Regions from separate parts of the Homo sapiens genome. Here region 1 is linked to region 2. Evidence: read pairs that join two places in POLR2A ChIA-PET (ENCODE). Cell type or tissue: GM12878. All regions are shown on one strand.

Region 1 (2,500 bases), 82 kb after region 2:
AAGTAGCTGAGACTATGGGCAGGTGCCAATGCACCTGGCTAATTTACTCAGTAATTGTTTTTTTAGCAATTTAAGAAAACTTGGAGCTCTGACCTAAAGTAGGTTGTTTGTTTGTTTTTAAATAAAGAAGAGAGAAAGGCCGGGCATAGTGGTTCATGCCTATAATCCCAGCACTTTGGGAGGCCAAGGTGAGTGGATCTCCTGAGCCCAGGAGTTTGAGACCAGCCTAGGCAACATGGGGAAACCCCATCTCTATTAAGAATACAAAAATTAGCCACGCATGGTGGCACGAGCCTGTAGTCCCAGCTACTCAGGGAGCTGAGGTGGGAAGATCACTTGAGCCTGGCATATAGAGGTTGCAGTGAGTCAAGATTACGCCACTGCACTCCAGCCTGGGTGAGAGAGCAAGACCTTGTCTCAAAAAAAGAAAAAAGAAAACTGTAACAGGTATCTATCTATGTACACAGAGCCAAGATTTAACACTATCATTTTACCATGTTTTCTTTGAATATCCTTTCTTTTCATTTAAGAAATAAAACCTTTCCAATATCATTTATAAGCATGGTATTGATTTTATTTAATGATCTAGTACCCAGAAGCACTAGAAGGTTGCTGAGCATCCTACTTGTTCTAATGACAATTCTGTCGCCTCCTTTTAATTTCGCATAATTTCCTTTGGGCTTGTCCTATTGCTGAATCTAAGGCTTCCAGTACAATGTTCACTGGAAAGCATTAAGGGCAGGCATCTTTGTCCTGTACTTGTCTTCAAAGGAAATTTTTCTACTGTTTCACCACTCATAATGATGTTTGTTGCAGTTTACTGGATACCTATTTCAATTATTAACCAATTTTTGAAAATGTAAACCACTTAAGTATTTCAAACAGGAAAGTTAGCTCGGGGAATTAATTACAAAATTATTGAAAAGGCGAAGGGGCAAAAAAGTGAAAAATGGTGTCACTCCAAGCCCAGGAAGTCTGTGCTTCTGAGCAGCTGCAGCACAGCTATTTCTGCTGCTAGAGGCTGCTGCAGAAGAAAACAAATGGATTCTCTCCCTTTGCCACCTTTTAAATCCCCACCATTGTCTCCTACTGACAGAATTGAACCAAACCACAGCAAGGGAACATGGGAAATGTAGTTGTCAGCCTTCCAGCCCTCCAGTGATAGAGAAGAGAAAATGCAAATGCAGGAAAGAAACCGAAAACTAAAAGTCAAATAAATTTCACAGTATTCTCCTTCACATTAGGGAGTTTCTGTCTATTCGTAGTCTTCCAAGGGGTTTATCGTTTGTTTACGTTTTCTGCACCTATTGAGACGTTAATATAGCTTTGCTTTTTAAATCTCTTAACGAGAATAATGAATTATATTACAGATTTTCTCATTGTTAAACCTGTTTTGCATTTCTGCTATAAAGCCTACTTGATCATGATACATCTATAAACATACATACACACACATGTATGTATATGTTTTCTATATGTGTATTTACATGCTTGATTTTATTTCCTAACATTTTGTTTAGGGATTTTACGTAAATGTTTATCAGCAGTATTGACCTTTAGTTTTTCTTTCTCCTTGCTGTCTTTGTGTAATTTTGTATCAAAGTTATACCAGTTATACCAGTTTGTGTCTTCTCCCTCCTTTTTAATTCTCTGGAAGATTAATTGTTATTTGAAGTTTGGCTTTTTAAAAATCTCCTATAAAACACTAAACCTAGTACTTTAAATGAGGACTTGTTTTAGATTAATGATTGTATTTTCATTCATATTTTTCTTTTTGAATCTGTTTCTGGAATTAATATTTTTCTAGAACATTATCTTTTTTTAAGATTTTCAAATTCAGTGGCATAAAACTATTAGAAGTATTTTAAAATAAATTTTAATATCCCAACTCTATCAGATCATTTTTGTTGCATAACAAATCATGCAAAAGCAACAAAAAAAACATGTATTGTTTGTTATGATTCTGTGAGTTGGCTGAATGGTTTCTTTCGGTCTGGGCCAGTTTGGTTGGGACTGAATGGTCTAATCTAACACGACCTTTCTCATATCTCTGGTGTTTGGCCGGCTGGTTAATCTAAAGAGGCCTATCTGAAATTATCTTGTCTTTTACTTGTGAGTTTAATCAGTTCACATTAATTGTGATTTCTGATGTATTTTAATTTATTACTACCAGTCTTACCTTTGCTTTTTGTTTCTTCCTTTTTGCCTTCTGTTGAAATCATTAACTTTTCTTCACCCTTTCTCTATTTTAGAATTGTTATACTTTTTTTTCTTTTTTCTTTTTTCTTTTTTTTGGAAATGGAGTCTCACTCTGTCGCCCAGGCTGGAGTGTGGTGGCACGATCTCCACTCACTGCAACCTCCACCTCCCAGGTTCAAGCGATTCTCCTGCCTCAGCCTCCCAAGCAGCTGGGATTACAGGTGCGCACCATGACCCCTGGCTAACTTGTATTTTTAGTAGAGACAGGGTTTCACCACGTTGGCCAGGCTGGTCTCAAACT
Region 2 (2,500 bases):
ACTATATATAAGTCCATGAATTAAACCAATAAAATTTGGCAACCCTGAGGATCAAACACTGTGTCTGGCCTACAGTTGCTTCAGTTCTTCAGCTGCAAGAGCCTATGTCTTGCTAAATCTCTTACAGATCTTTGTAGCAGAGCCACAGAAGTTCCCTGGGTTTCTCTGATAACTTGAGCTAATAATTTAGAAATCTTGCCTTTTTTTTTTCTCCCCCAGGCTGTAGTACAATGGCCCCAACTCAGCTGACTGCAACCTCTGCCGCCCAGGTTCAAGTGATTCTCGTGCCTCAGCCTCCCGAGTAGCTGGGACTACAGGCACCCACTATCAAACCCAGCTAATTTTTGTATTTTTAGTAGAAACTGGGTTTCGCTATATTGGCCAGGCTGTCTCGAACTCCTGACCTCAAGTGATCCACCCACCTCGGCCTCCCAAAGTGCTGGGATTACAGGTGTGAGACACGGCACCCAGCCTTGTTATTACTTTTTAAGATGTTCAGCAATATTAGAAGCAGTCACAACACCTGCACAACCCTCAAATTCCATGCCTACCCTTTATGTGATCCTATGGCAATAGGATTTGGAAACCCAAAGCCTTGCCTTCAATTGGCATGTCACTGCAGGTGATCAAATAAATGATTTAATTAGCTATTTTGAGCCAAGTGTGATGGCATGGGCCTATCATCCCAACTACTTGGGAGGCTGAGTTGGAAGGGTCACTTGAGCCTGGGAGTTCAAGGCTGCAGTGAGCTATAATCCCCACTGCACTCCAGCCTGGGTGACAGAGGGAGACCTTGTCGCAAAAAAAAAAAAAAAAAAAAAAAAAAAACATATTTTGTTACTATTTGCCAAGGGCTGTGAAAATCCAATTCCTTAATGTTAGCTGGGTTCTCCTTGCCTCCATCCCAAACCAGGCCAATTAACCAACCCCAAGCTCTCCACCTACCCTTTCCCTATTGCCTGCAATCGCTTCTGCTAAGAATTTCTCCATCGGCTAATTTCTTGAAACTAATGAATGGCTCACAGATAAACTGGGAAAATAGGCAGGAATAAAGAGAAGCTATGCAGATAACTTCACAAACAAAAATAGAACCAGAGGCCAGGCATGGTGGCTCACACCTGTAATCCCAGCATTTTGGGAGGCCGAGGCAGGTGGATCACCTGAGATCAGGAGTTCGAGACCAGCCTGACCAACATGGAGAAACCCCATCTCTACTAAAAATACAAAATTAGCTGGGCATGGTGGCACATGCCTGTAATCCCAGCTACTCAGGAGGTTGAGGCAAGAGAATCACTTGAACCTGGGAGGCGGAGGTTGCAGTGAGCCAATATCGCACCATTGCACTCCAGTGTGGGCAACAAGAGCGAAACTCTGTCTCAAAACAAACAAACAAACAAAAACCAAAACATAGAACCAGAGAGCCAGTCTACTGGTATGCTGCTACCACTGCCACTGAACACAGGAACTGCAGTTTGCACTGTTGTCATCCCTGGTATTCAACATTGGATCCAAGGGTTGGCAACACAGACACTGTTGTGCTTGCCAACTTGATGCTGCTGCCACTGACACCAGAAAGAAATCTCCATTGTCCTTGTTTCTTTGTGTCATTAGTTTCAAATTCAAAATCCCAGATGAGTGCATCTGATTGGCAGAGCCTAGGTCAAGGGCCTACATCCTAGCTGGCAGAGGAGCTAGAATACTAGGTGTCTGTTCATTTCAGCTTCTCCTTTCGGAGGCAATGAATCCCTCAAATAGGAAGGGAGTTCAAAAGCTGGATGTTGATAATTACAAATGTCCATTACACATATGCTCTGTGCAAATGCCGCAGGATATAACATGTACACAGAGTTGTTTTTAGCAATACTTTTTTTTTTTTTTTGAGATGAGCTCTAGTTCTGTCACCAGGCTGGAGTCCAGTGGTGCCATCTCGGCTCGCTGCAACCTCTGCCTCCCGGGTTCAAGAGATTCTCCTGCCTCAGCCTCCCAAGTAGCTGGGATTATAGGCACGCATCTCCACACTCAGCTAGTTTTTATATTTTTAGTAGAGACAGGGTTTCACCATGTTGGCCAGCATGGTCTCGATCTCATGACCTCGTGATCTGCCCACGTCGGCCTCCCAAAGTGCTGGGATTACAGGCGTAAGCCACTGTGCCCGGCCAGCAATACTATTTTTAATACATATAACACAGTGCCTGTCTCATAGTGAGCATTAAACAAATAGCAACTCTTATTAATGTTATCATAATACTTTCATAATTACTATCATAATACTATCATAATCATGGTCATCACTATTACAAAACGTCAACCTACAGGGATCAATGAAAAAGGATTAAATAAGGTAACAAAAGTCTCAGGTAAACTGTAGGGACCAATGACAAAGAGGACTAGATGGCCCCTCCGGATCCCATGGCACTACATAACACCCTCCAGAAATTAAGTACCACCCCAGGGATGGGAGGGGAAAAACTCCAAATTGACTAAAAGTAAGTACCTTTCA

What was found. ChIA-PET counts read pairs that join two places held together with the same protein. Peaks named below come from ENCODE experiments on the same cell type or tissue, not always from the same donor. Only the 100,000 strongest peaks of a DNase experiment are listed, where the experiment ranks them.
Region 1: POLR2A ChIA-PET joins it to region 2 with 8 read pairs; 3 of 35 experiments call an interaction of 5 or more read pairs at or near these places.

What each region holds. Positions count from the first base shown.
Region 1 is chr5:131,229,515-131,232,014 of GRCh38, forward strand. It overlaps a transcript of CDC42SE2 not described here. Among named protein-coding and RNA genes, the nearest start is that of CDC42SE2, 33 kb to the right of the region's middle. In GM12878, no CTCF peak of the experiment used is centred here; a DNase peak (open chromatin) is centred at 1,147; H3K4me3 peaks cover 921 bases; H3K27ac peaks cover 1,448 bases.
Region 2 is chr5:131,147,502-131,150,001 of GRCh38, forward strand. No RefSeq gene overlaps it. Among named protein-coding and RNA genes, the nearest start is that of HINT1, 17 kb to the right of the region's middle. In GM12878, no CTCF peak of the experiment used is centred here; no DNase peak of the experiment used is centred here.